Regions from separate parts of the Homo sapiens genome. Here region 2 is linked to region 1. The links are chromatin loops, found by intact Hi-C in ENCODE. Cell type or tissue: transverse colon. All regions are shown on one strand. Each heading gives the region's core, and the rest is flanking DNA. Links, peaks and the distances in the headings are about the cores only.

Region 1 (7,838 bases), core at 2,387-4,886:
GAATCTTTTATTTGTAATTATTTGGTCTCTGAAGTAGGTCATGTGATTTATGGGATAAGTTGATTAGGGAAATAACTGCATGAGCCCTGAAGAGAAGACCAAGTTTGTATCATTTGCCCTAGAAAGTAATGGAGATTAAGAGATAGGCTGGGCACAGTGGCTCATGCCTGTAATCCCAGCACTTTGGGAGGCCAAAGCGGGCCGATCACTTGAGGTCAAGAGTTCGAGACCAGCCTGACAAACATGGTGAAAACCTGTCCCTACTAAAAATACAAAAATTAGCCAGGAGTAGGGGTGGGCACCTGTAATCCCAGATACTTAGGAGGCTGAGGTAGGAGGATTCGCTTGAACCTGGGAGGTGGAGGAGGTTGCAGTGAGCTGAGATCGCACCATTGCGCTCCAGGCTGGGTGACAGAGCAAGACTCTGTCTCAAAAAAAAAAAAAAAAAAAAAAAAAAGAGAGAGAGACAGAGAGTGTGACTCCCTGTCTATAAAGCCCTATTTCTGGGCTGGAGATGCATCACCTCTACAACTGACCAAGACAAATAAATGTATTCTCCTTAAAGCCCCCAGAAGGAATGCAGCCCTACCCACCTGTCGGTTTCAGCCCGGTGAGACCCACTTCAGACTTCTACACACCTATTCATTTGTGTTGTTTCAAGTCACTAAATTTGTAGTAATTTGCTACAGCATCAACATGAAACCAATATAAGAAGCCAGATGCAGTGGCTCATGCCTATAATCCCAGCACTTTGGGAGGCCGAGGTGGGTGGATCACTTGAGGCCAGGAGTTCAAGACCAACCTGGCCAACATGGAAAAATCCCATCTCTACCAAAATACAAAAATTAGGCCAGGCACAGTGGCTCACACCTGCAATCTCAGCACTTTGGGAGGCAAGGCAGGAGGATCACTTGAGGTCAGGAGTTCGAGACCAGCTGGCCAACATGGTGAAACTCCATCTCTACTAAAAATACAAAAATTACCTGGGCATCATGGTGGGTGCCTGTAATCCCAGCTAGTCAGTAGGCTGAGGCAGGAAAATCACTTGAACCTGGGAGGCAGAGGTTGCAGTGAGCCGAGACCACACCACTGCTCTCCAGCCTGGGCAACAGAGCTAGACTCCATTAAAAAAAAAAATACAAAATACAAAAATTACCCAAGCATGGTGGCACACACCTGTAATCCCAGCTACTAGGGAGGCTGAGGTAGGAGAATTGCTTGAACCTGGGAGGTGGAGGTTGCAGTGAGCCAAGATCACGCCACTGCACTCCAGCCTGGGCAACACAGAGAAACTCTACTAAAAAGAGAGAGAGAGAAAAAAAAGAATTAGAAAGAAAAAGAAAGAAATCAATATAGAAAGTATAGGGGAGACAATAATCTGATTGGCATCACATTTTTAATTAACAACAAATATTAACTGGAAAACAATGGAGCAATATCTTCAAATCTGTGCAAGGCCATGGCAACAGATTTAAATATCAAAGGGAAATTGAAGAAAGTCTAACAAAATTAAAACTTAAGTAATTGACCAAAGAAGAAGAAAACCTAAACAGATCAATAACATGAACGATTGGAAAGGTCAAGATCTACCATTTTAAAAATCACCACACTTGCATAGATTTACATCCAAGTTTACCAAGCCTTAAAAAAAAGATAATTCTTCCTATATTATTAAAGTATCTTAGACTACAGAAAAAAATGAAACTCCCCAAGTTGACTATGACTTCGAAGAAGTTAGCAAAGCACTTTGCACAAAGCTCTTAGAACCATTCTGCCTTGTTCAAGTCATGGCTATAATACTTACTGGCTGTGTGACCTTGGGCAAGTTATTTATTCTCTTCCTTTCTCCACTCCCTTCTCTGTTAAATGACGAGGAAACTCTACTTCATGGAGATTGTTGTGAAGATTAAGTGAGTTTATAACTATCAACTGCTTAGAACAGTGTCTGGTGCCTATTAAGGCCCACATGCATACATATTTGATATTACTACTTTTATGAAATTAGAATCACCTTATTAGTTAAGCCTGATGAAGAAAGCACAAAAACAGAAAGCCACAGACAAATTCATTTATGAATACAGATACACATTTGTAAATAAATATTAGAAAATTAAGCTCATCAGTTCATCAAAAGAATAATACACTTATATTAGGAGCACAAGAATGGCTTAACATCATAGCTGGGCATCATGGTGGGCACCTGTAATTCCAGCTACTTGGGAGGCTGATGCAGGAGAATCTATCACTGTGATCCATTATATCTACCACTTAAAGTAGAAATTTCAGATGCTGTATGGTTGTAAGATAAACCTATAAAAATGAAGAGCTTTTCTATCAGTAATTATCACATAGTACTTTTTATTTTATTTATTTATTTTTTTGATACAGGATCTCGCTCTGTTGCCCAGGCTGTAGTGCAGTGGTGCAGTCACAGCTCACTGCATCCTCCATATCCTGGGCTCAAGCGATCCTCCCACCTCAGCCTCCTAAGTAGCTGGGACTTTGATACAGGATCTCGCTCTGTTGCCCAGGCTGTAGTGCAGTGGTGCAGTCACAGCTCACTGCATCCTCCATATCCTGGGCTCAAGCGATCCTCCCACCTCAGCCTCCTAAGTAGCTGGGACTACAGGCGTGCCACCGCATCCAGCTAATTTTTGCATTTTTCTTCGTAGAGACAAGGTTTCTCCATATTGCCCAGGCTGGTCTCAAACTCCTGGCTCCAGTAATCCTCCAGCGTCAGCCTCCCAAAGTGCTGGTATTATAGGAGTGAGCCACTGCGCCCAGCCCCACATAGTACTTTTAATAATTAAATAAACTTAGCAAAGTCAGTGTGGGCAATATGAGAAGGTCATGGAATGCTAGTCCAAGAAATCTGGTATTTATGAAATATATAGCAGGAAAAATTCAAGATGCCAAATAACATAAATAGGTCTATGTCTTTGGAGATGGATAGCAGTGAGGATTCTGAAGACAGAGAGACCCTTAGGAAATTATTGCAATAGTCCAGTCAAATGGTAGAGGAAAATTGAGCTGAGACAGAGGTCTTTCCAGAGGAATAATCGCTGGTACTGCTTTGGAGAAATAAACAGAATTTGTTAACTAAAGTCCAGACTGGGTAGACTGTTTTTACTACTAGGCTAAGGAACACGGGTGAAGAGAGTATTTCGGGAAAGATGACATTGAGTTGAGTCAAGCTGATTTTGAAGCACTCCCAGAACACCCACTGGTTAGAAAGGCAGATCAGAAGCTTCAAATAAAAGCAGGGACTAAAAAATTAACAGAGAGATTATTTAAGAAGCAACGATTCTGGAGCTACGAGAGGACATGAGGTCACCCAGGGAGAATGTGTAGCCTGCAAGGAAGGCTGAGACAGAACCTCAGAACATGCTGACATTTAAGGGATGGAATGAAAACAGCCGGTCAGTAAGAAGTTCTAGTGGTTGTTGGAGAGCCAAGAGCATGCAGAGCCCCATAAACTAGTGAAGAGATCCAAAAAGGATCACAAACCCAGCAGTTTGGAATGCCAAAGCAGGATCAAGGCGGAGGAGGAGCATTCAGCAAAGCAGCCTGCAGGTCCTTAGGAGAAACAAGTTCAGTGAAATGGGCATCTTGCAGCCCATTAAGCAGAGATAGAAAGTAGGTGGACTAAAGAATCCAAACGGCTTTTCAGTAAAAGTGGGTAAGAGCTTCAATTTGGGGATCAGGTTAACATGGATTCACATCTCAGCTCTACTGTTGGACATTTGTCAATCATTCCATATCTCTGAGCCTAACTTTCCTTATATGTAAAATAGGATAGTCCCAGTACTATCTTCGTAGGAGTTATTGTGACAATGGAGATAATCCATTAAAGGGGCTTAGATTGGCATCTAACATAGTTAAGAGGTCAGTAAACTTGGGGGTATTTGCGGGGCACAGTGGCTCATGCCTGTAATCCCAGCACTTTGGGAGGCCAAGGCTGGTGGATCACTTAAGGTCGGGAGTTCAAGACCAGCCTGGGCAACATGGTGAAACCCCATCTCTACTAAAAATACAAAAATTAGCCAGGCATGGTGGCGCAAATCTGTAATCCCAGCTACTCAGGAGGCTGAGCCAGGAGAATCGTTTGAACCCAGGAGGCAGAGGTTGCAGTGAGCCAAGATCGTGCCACTGCACTTCAGCCTGGGAGACAGAGTAAGAGTCCGTCTCATAAAAACAAAATGAAACAAAACAAAACTTGGGGGTATTATTGTTATTTCAATAAAATAGATGATGATCCCATCTGCTGAGAAAGGGATGAAAGCAGGTGGAAAGGGAGGAACAGCTGCTTACGTGTGTTTAAATAGACTACTTCCCAAAGCTTTTTTTTTTTTTAAATAAAAAATGACCAGACAGCTGAGATGAACTTGAAATAGACCTGGCCATCCAACCCAGCCAGACCACTCTTCCCAGAATCACTCACTGACTGAGCACTGGAGTGGTGGGAGCGGAAGAAATAAATTGTTGGGAGAATTGTTGGCTTGAAGAATGGCAAGGGTTAAAATGATCTGGTGTGGGAAAAGGACAGGATTTGAGCACAATAGGGAGAGCTCACTTAGACTTGGAGGCCGGGGCAGAGTTGTAGGAGTCATACCAGGGAAAGATCAAGCTAATTTATAGGAAGGAAAAAATCTAGAAATGAGGAACTTGAGTCGGAGGGGGTGATTCAGAGAACTGAGCATATAACCAGTCATGCTTCTTCCATTTTTTCGTATGGTCACTCTCTTACCTAGATACCTATGATACATTCAATAATCATTACTTTGGCCAGACACGGTGGCTCACACCTGTAATCCCAACTCTTAGGGAGCCCAAGGCAGGAGGATTCCTTGAGCCCAGGAGTTCAAGATCAGCCTGGGCAACATGGTGAGACCCTCTCTTTACAAAAATTTTAAAAATTACCCAAGCATGGTGGCATTCACGTGTGGTCCCAGCTACTCAGGAGGCCACTTAAGTCCAGAAGGTCCAGGCTGCAGTGAGTCATGTTCATGGCACTGCACCCCAGCCTGGGTGACAGAGAGAGAACCTATCTCAAAAAAAAAAAATCATCATCATCATTTCTTAAAACAACATTAATCATAGGTCACCTTTTTAGAGGCAAGCAGGCATTCTGTTAAACACAGTCCCCATATCAATTCTATGGGTCAAGAAGCCCTTGATGCCCATTACAGGTAAGTAAACTTTCACAGAGTGACAGGACTAAGATTTGAACCTGGGCAATCTGAATCCCAAGGCTGAGTAACCACAGCACATAACTATAAGCAGGGCATTTCGGTACGCAGCTTCTTGGATGACCTCAATACTCCCTGCCTCCTGGTAGCCCCACTCTTGTGTAATTCCCTCCCCGCTTGTGTGTGGGCTTTATTTAGTGGCCGACTTCTAGCAAGCAGAATGCAGAAGAGGAGAGATGTCACTTCTGGAATTAGATTACAAAGAGATGGCATCTTCCGTCTGGAGCACTCTCTCACTCTCACTCCAAGGGAAGCCAGCTGCCATGTTGTGAGCTGTCCAAGGATCCCAGTGACAAAGAACTGAGGAAGTCCTCTGGCCAGCAGTCAGCAAGAAACCGAGACCCTAGACCCTTAGCTCCAACAGCCTACAAATAACTGAAACCTTCCAAAAACCATGGGAGGGAGCCTAGAAGCAGATTCTCCCCAGCTGAGACTTCACATGAGACCACAGCTCCAGCATGTACTCTGACTGCAACCTGGTAAGAGACTTTGAGGTCTGACTGCAACCTGGTAAGCAACCTCAAGCCAGAGATACACAGGAAAGCCATGCCCAAATTCCTAACCCACAGAAACTGAGACAATAAATGTTTGCTGTTTCAAGCTGCTAAGTTGTGGAGTGATTGGTTATGCTGCAATAGTTAGTGAGTGCATCTACTCTGTGCCTAACACTTCCTAGATGTTAGGAATAAGACTTGGTCCCTGACGTCTGAGCATTTATAGGGGAAACAATGATATAAACAAATGATTCCAGCACAACATGGCCCAGGGTGGAGAATTGCACTAGTGGGCAACTGTAATGGAGGGAAACCAGAAAATATTCACAGAGGAGGTGAAATTTGGTTTGCATCTTGAAGGATGAATCAAAGCTAGCTAGACGGATGAAGGGGAATGGATAGTCAAAGCAAAGAGAACAGATACATGCCAAAGTACAGAAGATGAAACAGCAATTAAATATTTGTGGTTGAGTGTAGCTGACAGTAGAGACAACCAAGTAATGGAAAATCTTGCATGCTTTGCAAAAACCTCTGAACTTTCAAAAGACTGTCATGTACAATACATACTTGATTTATTTGAGAAGCTGCACTCTTTAGAAGTCATTTTTAGGTCAGAGGTCACAAGCTGGCATCCCTTGGAGAATATGGCCAGCACACATGCTTCTTTGGCCCTCAAAGTTATTTTACTAGTTTGAATTAGTTATTAACATTTAACAAATAAGAGATTTCAGATGAAGATCCACATTTCCAGCTTTGATTAAAATATCAGAAGATCCCAACAGGTGTGGGGATCACACCTCATTCAAGCTCAGGAGTTCAAGAACAGCCTGGGCAACATAGCAAGCTCTTGTCTCTACTAAAAAAAAAAAAAATTAATAAGCCAGGCATGGTGGTGCATGCCTATAGTCCCAACTACTCCAAAGGCTGACTCAGGAGAATCACTTGAGCCTGAGAAGTTGAGGCTGCAGTGAGCTGTGATCATGCCACTGCACTCTAACCTGAGCAACAGAGTGAGGCCCATCTTAAAAGAAAATATCAGAAGATCTAAACACTGGGATAGCGTTTCCATGTAGCAGTTGGCTGGAGTGAAATGGTAGCTGTCCCTTTTAGACAGAACATGCACACTCTACCAGAGTTCCCATCTGGCCAACTGAAGGGATTTGACTTTGCATCTCCTGCACAGAGAAGATAAATGTGTACTCAATATAAACATCGCATCTGTGAAGGGATGCATTGGTGAACTCCCATCACCTCAGCAAATGAGTGACCGCTTGGAAGGATCAAACAGAAAAAGTATTGATTTTGGGCAGTGATTCCTAGACTTTAATGTGCACACAAATCACCTGGGGTCTTGTTAAAATACAAATTCTGGTGCAGTAGGTCATAGTGAAGCCTGAGATCATGCATTTCTAACAAGCTCCCAGATGATACTAATGCTGCTGGTCCCAGGACCACACTTTGAGTAGCAAAGGGCCAGGGGGCCTTGGCATTGCACTCTACCCTGAGAGTCAGGGTTCTTCTGGGACTACAGCTTATCCTGTCTGCTGAAACAGAGCCTCTTCTAATTGGAGTCAGCCCTGGATTGGGGCTGGCATGGGGATGGAAGTTGAGAGAAGACAAAATAATCAGTGTGCTATTCCTTCCAGAGTTTTGTAGAACTTGTGGAAAGTAAAGTGACATTTATTGACATCTTTCATGTGTTCCAGGTTATCTCAATCAACATGCACACACACCACCACCACCACCACCAATGACAACAACATCTATAAGGTAAGAAGAGAGAAAGGGTAAGAAAGTGCACTCTAGAGCCGAACTGCCTGGGTTCATATCCCAGTTCTGCCATTTATTAGCTGTGTGACTTTAAATGTTACTAACAGCTCTCTGCCTCAGTTTCCCATCACCAAAATTGGGGATCATAATAGTACCTACCTCATAAGCTGCCGTGAAGATTAAGTGATGACACATGGATAGTGCTCAGGACAGTGTCTGGCATCTAGAAAGTGCCCAACAAATATTTGCTATTAATAATATCCCTTCCTTGTGAATGAAGAAAACAAGGCTAGCAGAAGTTAATTAATGTGGGCAGAGATTAAGT
Region 2 (7,838 bases), core at 2,560-5,059, 1.5 Mb after region 1:
GTCAGATGACTCCTCATTCAGAGGTATGGACCTAAAGCCTGGAGTACTTCCTGGATTCAAGTTCTTAGCTTTTTATGCCAAGCGGTCAGTGCTTACATATACTATGTACCCGTGGTGAGTCTAAACAATAGAAGAATAAAAGACTAAGTCTCTTCCCAGAAGTAGGCTTCTATTAAGTCTCCTGTGTACCCTTCTAGAAATCACTTCAACACAAGTAGGATCATAGCTTCTACCTACTGATCTAGAACTTGGTCTCTAATCTGTCTTATCTACCTTATATCTGTACAAAGAACCCTTAGGATTCCACGTGGCTCTACCTTAGTCATGATCCTCATTCATGGATATCTATAGGTTTATTTCTAGTTTTGTCCTCAGTCCATACTAGAATCCTTCTTTTTTTCTTTTTGAGATAAAGTTTTGTTCTTGTCACCCAGGCTGGAGTACAATGGTGTGATCTTGGCTCACTGCAACCTCTGCCTCCCAGGTTCAAGTGATTCTCCTGCCTCAGCCTCCCGAGTATCAGGGATTACAGGCACCTGCCACTGTGCCCAGCTAATTTTATTATTTTTAGTAGAGAAAAGGTTTTACCATGTTGGCCAGGCTGGTCTCAAACTCCTGACCTCAAGTGATCCGCCTGCCTCAGCCTCCCAAAGTGCTGGGATTACAGGTGTGAGCCACCACACCCGGCCACAAAAAAAAAAAAAAAAAATCCTCTTGAATTTCTTGTATAGTAGTCAAAGATTTAAGATATGTTTCTAGCAAGATTAGGTCAGAGCATGTGCATCTTAACATGCTATGGCCAAACTTAAGTGTGTATTAGTTTGTGCCTGTTAACACATACCCTTACCTGAGATAGCCTTAATGAACAACCTGTGGGATCACACCCTCAGGGGACAGCTAACCACATCGACTAGCATGAAGATGTTGTACTAAACTCTCAGGTTCTTCCCAGGTGTCGGCTCATCTGATCTAAAAGCAAGTGGGAGCAGTGGGGAGAAGAGTAGGAGTGAAACAGGGGAGGAGGTTGGCTCACGAGGTAAGTTTATTCAATGTTGCAAACTTCTGAAATAAGCCTGTTGAAGGCTTAGTTTTACCCCCTTCTCTGGGGAGCCTTATGTAAGGCTTCCACTTACCCTTATTTAAAAATACTTAAGACTCAAATGTCTGCTTCCTTTGTAGGTGCTATGGACACCAAAGGGCACAAGACTGCTGGAGATGTTGGTTCCAAAGCTGTGGCTGCTGTGGCTGCCTTTGCAGGTGTGGTGGCAACTCTAGGCTTCATCTACTACCTGTACGAGAAAAGGACTGTGTCAAATCACTAAATGGGCTTCTAAATAAAGCAGTCAAAATAAGCCTCTTGCCTTCCACATTCTTATTAAGATTAGATGACAAGGGATCATTTCTTTTGTTCCTCAGTGTAGAGGCAGTACCTAGCCACAATCCTCTGGGCAGGATTTGTATATAGATACAAATAGGGAAGTTCATGGTATAATTGTTTCCTGTCATTTGGCCCCTTCTGATCCTCTAACCCCAATACATGAGTCCTCTGACACTCCCAGTCAACAGTAGGGCTTTAGCTATAGCCCAGCTCTGGGGGTACACTTGAGTCTACAAGCTCTTACACAGGATAAGAAGCCAGCAAGCTACCCATGATCACTGGCATAAATCCAACCCCCCTTCTTTTAAGGGAAGGGAAACCAGATGTTCCTAAGAAAGTAATATAAGAACTTACTTCAAGGTAATTCCTAACTCAAGTTACACTCAAGCTTACAACTTTCCTGAGCTTAAAAGGACTTAGTTACCTTCCCACTTATAACTAAAGACAAGCAATCTTTCTTTGGTAGGGAAAGGAATACTAAAGTGCCAGAGTCCTAAGGCTCAGTTATAACATTCCAAGAATCAGACTCCACCATTCAACTGAGCCTAGAGTGAGTTTTCCATTACCTGCATTCGATCTTGACCGTCTCCTGAGGCCTTCGTCCTGAGGGTAGCCAGTCTTATTCTAAGTAATTATGTCATCAACATGACTAGTGTCTGCTTTATACTGCAGCTCTTAGAGACCTTCAAGATATATGGAAATTCACTTGTATTCTAGAAAACTTGAGTCTAAAATTTTTGCAAGGAAATATTTCAAATCTACGTATGGCAGGAAGAATAAGTGATGAAAGCTTCTAGTGGCTGGATTTAAATGTCAGCTCAGTCATTATACTCTTGGGTTTTTCAAAAATCTAACCTTGAGGTTGAATATCGTGATGTCTATCTGGTCATCTTGTGGTTTTCTATAGGTGCAATCTCGGCTTATTGCAACCTTCGCCTCCTGGGTTCAAGTGACTCTCCTGCCTCAGCCTCCTCAGTAGCTGGGATTGCAGGCACCTGCCACCAAGCCCAGCTAATTTTTGTATTTTTAGTAGAGATGGTGTTTCACCATGTTGGCCAGGCTTGTCTCAAACTCCTGACCTCAGGTCATCTGCCTGCCTCGGCCTCCCAAAGTGTTGGGATTACAGGCATGAGACACCGTGCCCGGCACCTGTTCTAGAATTCTGCCACACAGACTTAAAAGGTAGCTTTCTAAATCCTTTGGTTAGGTCTTACAGATAAGACTCTGATGTAGGGAAAGAACCACACCTACCTTATGTAGAGGGTCTGGCATTTCTAGAGTAATAGGGTCAAAAGCTCAAATTGTCTCATCAAAAGCCTTCTTTGGACCTTCTTTTAAGGATCCAAGGCATTCTGCTAAATAGTTTTAGATTCAAAATTCTGTGTGACTTTATCAAGTTGCATTGTATATCATAACTAAATCTCACGTACCATGCTTTTTAATGGCATTTTTAAAAATGGCCACTTAAATGACTTCCTGACCCTGAATGACACCTACCCCCGACCCATGTCTAGGAATTACATCCTAATCCCTAGAGCCTGTGAATATTAGTTTTACATGGCAACATGGACTCTGCAGATGTGACTAAGGGTCTTGACATGGTAAGATCATCCCGGTGGGCCCAATCACAAGTGTCCCTATAAAACAAGAAGGTCAGCAGGGCACGGTGGCTCATGCCGGTGATCCCAGCACTTTGGGAGGCTGAGGCATGTGGATCACCTGAGGTCAGGAGTGCGAGACCAGCCTGGCCAACATGGTGAAACACCATCTCTACTAAAAATACAAAAAATTAGCCGGGCATGGTGGCGGGCGCCTGTAATCCCAGATACATGGGAGGCTGAGGCAGGAGAATTGCTTGAACTCGGGAGTTGGAGGTTGCAGTGAGCCGAGATTGCGACATTGCACTCCAGCCTGAGCAAGAAGAGTGAAACTCTGTCTCAAAATAAAAACAAGGTCAGAATAGGATGTATCAATGGAAGCAGAAATTGGAATGATAGAGAGTCACAGAAAACACAGGCCGCCTCTAGTAGGGGAACAAGAAAATATCTTCCCATAGAGCCTCTAGAAAGAGTACAGCTCTGCTGTACCACTTTAGACTTCTGACCTCCAGAATTGTGAGATAGCTTAACGGCATGAAACAAACTTGTTACAGCAACAATAGGAAATTAAAATACTGAGTCACTACCCACAACTTGAAAAACATGGCTTAAAAGTGCACATTTTACAGATGAGCAACTTGAGCCCTAAAGAAGCTTGTCCAGGATGTCACAGCCCCTTGATTTCAGAGCTAGAGCCTCTCAGCTGCAAGTTGGTCCACTTGTATAGAGTCATATTGGGAATCAAAGTCCCCTGGGTCTCAAGGCAGCCCACAGCGTGACTTGGTTCTGATGTGTTTGCCAAAAATGCTAAAGCAGAACTTTGAGAGTGGAAAGCCAAGCTGGTGTGGAGCAGCTGCCGGGATGAACACTTGTTGCCATGGTAGCCTGGGAGCAGTTGACTAAAGTCGTGTTCTTGCCTTCTGAAAGTAGGCATCCTACTATATATGGGGGAGGCAGCCTCCTCAGACAGGAACTGTGTGGGAAGAGAGTCGAGCTTAAATCCTGAGAGACTGCTGCTTCAACCACGTTAGTGTGCTTGCAATCTCCTTTATCACGTAGTGATGGGCTGTAATTGTCATACAGGTGTCAAGAGTAGAATGATGGAGCTTTGGGGTTCTAATAGTTTGAGCAGTTCTGATTGATGGTGGAGGTTGCAGGAGTTGAAAACAGACTTGTGTGCCCTGGGAAGGCACCTGTAATGTAATGTACTACTTTCCCCTGCCCTGTTCTGCATTAGGAAGTTCTGTGGGATGCGCAGGCTCTAGAGCAAGAGTTGGGTTTGGGTTCGGGATCTACGTCTCCCTGGCTGTGTGGCCTCGGGCAGATAGAACAATCTCTGAGCCTGCTTCCGCATCTGTAAAAAGGGAACACAACCTAATTTGGAAGCGTGTGAGGGTTCAACAAGATAACCGTTGTATTGATGTAGGCACTGCCCAGTCAGCATTGGAGTATCTCAACATCAAGAAAATAGCACTGTTCTAACTCTAAATAAAAACTCAGATAACATTATGGACAATAACTGTGACTTGAATAAGTCTGTGTGCTATATACCAAGGCATATGTAATCAAGTGCATATGTGGTAGAATGTACACCTGATTGTACAGACCTCTGGCCTAGACACCATCTACCAAACTAAAATCTTTAGGGAGACACCACCTACAAAACTAGACACTATCAGCTGGGCATGGTGGCTCACTCCTGTAATCCCAGCACTTTGGGAGGCTGAGGCAGGCGGATCACCTGAGGTCAGGAGTTTGAGACCAGCCTGGTCAACATGGTGAAACACCGTTTCTACTAAAAATACAAAAAATTAGGTGGGCATGGTGGCAGGTGCCTGTAATCCCAGCTATTTGGGAGGTTGAGGCAGGAGAATCACGAACCCAGGAGGTGGAAGTTGTAGTTAGCCAAGATTATGCCACTGCACTCCAGCCTGGACGACAGAGGTAGACTCCATTTCAAAACAAAACAAAAAACAAAAACTTAGACACCATCTACTAAACTAGAATCTTTAGGGAGTGGAGTCTAAGCATGTTTAGGCTCTATAGGAGGCTAAATCATGGCCCCAAAGATATTCACGTGCTAACCTCTGGGACTTGTGAATTTTCCCTAATATGGCAAAAGGGACTTTGCAGTCATAATTAAGGTAAAACGGTGAGATGGGGAAATTATCTAAATTATCCAGGTAGGCCATACATATAACTGCATGTGTGCTTGTAAGAGGGAGTTTTGACTATGGGGAGAAAGCAGTACAATGATGGAAGCAGAGGTTGGAGTGATGCACTTTGAGATGGAGAAAGGGCTATAAGCCATGGGATACAGGGGAACACTAGAGGCTGGAAAATGCAAGGAAATGGATCCTCCCCTAGATCCTCCAGAAGGAACCAGCTCCACCGACACCTTGGCTTTAGTCCAGTGAAAGTGATTTCAAACTTCTGACCTTCAGAATTGTAGCAGAATAAATCTATGTTGTTTTAACCCACTAAACTTGTAATAATTTGTCTAAGCAGTGAAAGAAAACTAATCCATGCTCCTCAGATGACTCTGACACATATCCCTGGATAGAAATCACTGTGCTAGTGAAGGCAGAGCCTACCACACTTCATCACAGACAACACATTACAAACACACACTGTTGCTTGCACATAGGATCTAAAAGCATGGGGAGCAGTTTATAGCTTCAGGAACTTGGCACTTAAGTTGCAACTAGTTCCATTTCCAAACAGTGATGTATCGTAGTTGAAAGAAGAGGCATTGCTGAGAATACAGGTCCTGAGACAGGGGTGAGAAAAGAAAAGAACTTTGATCTGAGAAATATAAGTCCTTCTAAACTATCAGGGCCAGAGACAGTAAGATGAGATAGTCAGCTGGGTGCCGTGGGTCACACCTGTAATCCCAACACTTCGGGAGGCCAAGGTGGGCAGATCACGAGGTCAAGAGATCGAGACCATCCTGACAACATGGTGAAACCCTGTCTCTACTAAAAATACAAAAATTAGCTGGGCATGGTGGCGCACACCTGTAGTCCCAGCTACTCAGGAGGCTGAGACAGGAGAATTGCTTGAACCTGGGAGGCAGAGGTTGCAGTGAGCCAAGATCATGTCACTGCACTCCAGCCTGGCAACAGAGTGAGACTCCATCTCAAAAGAAAAAAAAAAAGGAAAAAAGATGAGACAGTCATCACATCCTACTCCTCCCTTGAGCTAAGTATCCATCTCTTGAAACTGCTTACTATTGCCACAAGTAGCTTTAAGTTAACCTAATAATGCTGCACCAGACATATAACCACACCCTATAGCTTAACAATGTATAGCCAATCACACATCAATGTTATTTCTGAAAAACAATGAGAATTCCTGACAAAGAACTGTGCATCAGCTCACTCCCTGTCCCCCCTTTTTTGCCTTTAGAAATCCACTTGTAAATGCTGCTAATAGGAGTCTATAACTCATGTCAACTTGAATCCATGCTCCGGGGTTGCAATCCTCAAACTTGGCCCCAAAAAACTCTCTACTTTTAATTCTGCCTCAGTTTCTCCCTTTTAAGTCAACAGGGAATTTAGTTTCTCTCCCATTGGATGCAAAGATGTGAATTACCTCTGATAGTGCCCACCACTGTGTCAATAACCAGAAAATCCACAGCACAACATTGCTTCTGGTTTGAAAGTGATGATGTGTTGAGTGGGAAGCTGTCTCATCGTGGGCAGCACAGGGGTTGCGGAAAGGTAGAACATGCAGCCTGTGGCACAAGGTGTGTGCTCAGGCTTATTCTCGGTGTTGTGGGCTCAATTGTGTCCCCCCACAACAAGTTCACATGAAGTTCTTACCCCCAGTGTATATGTTTTTGAAGTCCTTACCCCCAGTGTGATATATTTGGAGGTGGGGCTTTGGGAATTAATTAAGTCATGAGGATGGTGCCCTCATAAAGGGGATAAGTGCCCTTAAAGGAAGAGAAAGGAGAGTGAGCTTCCTCTCTCTGCTCTCGGCCATGTGAGGATACCGCAAGATGACCATCTGCACAGCAGGAAGCAGTCCCTTCCTCTGAATTGTCTGTTTATAGCCTTTGTTTAATTTATACTAGATTTTAAAAGTCCTTTTCCTATTGATTTTTAGGGTTTCTTTATATATTCTGAATGCTGATCCATGACTGTTCGATTACAGGAACTCTATGAATACGTCACAGAAACAGGTCAAAAAATACCCTCATATGATGACATCCACAGACACGAAGAAGGCATTCACTGGAACCTGAGATTCACACATGATAGAAAGCCCTTTGAAAATTAGGATGAGAAGCATGATAATCGTATCTCTTTTAAAGCAAGGTGCACATCAGACTTGCAGAGGAAATAGAAGTATGCTCGCTGAATTGGAGGACTGAATTGTGTGACCCGCAAATCGATATGTTGAAGTCCCAACATCAGAATCTCAAAATATGGCTGGAGGAAGGGTCTTTAAAGAGATAATTGTGGCTAAGTGCAGCAGCTCACGCCTGTAATCCCAGCACTTTGGGAGGCTGAGGTGAGTGGATCACCTGAGGTCAGGAGTTCGAGACCAGCCTGGCCAACGTGGTGAAACCCTGTCTCTACTAAAAAAAAAAAAAAAAAAAAAAACTAGCCGGGCATGGTGGTGCAGGCCTGTAGTCCCAGCTACTCAGGAGGCTGAGGCAGGAGAATCACTTGAACCTGGGAGATGGAGGTTGCAGTGAGCCAAGATCACGCCACTGCACCCCAGTCTGGGCAACAGAGTGAGACTCTGCCTAAAAAAAAAAAAAAAAAAAAAAAGAGGTAATTGCATTAACATGAGTTAATAGGATGAGCCCTAGTCCAATAGGATTGCTATCCTTATAAGAAGAGGAAATTCAG

The links. Hi-C counts contacts between places; a loop is a spot of excess contacts. Peaks named below come from ENCODE experiments on the same cell type or tissue, not always from the same donor. Only the 100,000 strongest peaks of a DNase experiment are listed, where the experiment ranks them.
Region 2: it touches region 1 in a loop (4-fold over the local background); 15 of 110 quality-filtered maps call a loop at or near these places.

The regions. Positions count from the first base shown.
Region 1 is chr16:22,690,638-22,698,475 of GRCh38, reverse strand. No RefSeq gene overlaps it. Among named protein-coding and RNA genes, the nearest start is that of LINC02890, 81 kb to the right of the region's middle. In transverse colon, for the core only: no CTCF peak of the experiment used is centred there; a DNase peak (open chromatin) is centred at 3,445; H3K27ac peaks cover 2,500 bases; H3K27me3 peaks cover 633 bases.
Region 2 is chr16:21,190,964-21,198,801 of GRCh38, reverse strand. ZP2 (zona pellucida glycoprotein 2) reads left to right here. Exons shown (of 19, transcript NM_001376232.1): 17 at 1-23; 18 at 953-1,036; 19 at 1,180-1,352. The coding sequence ends at 1,322. Among named protein-coding and RNA genes, the nearest start is that of ZP2, 17 kb to the left of the region's middle. RefSeq lists an enhancer at 3,648-3,797. In transverse colon, for the core only: no CTCF peak of the experiment used is centred there; no DNase peak of the experiment used is centred there.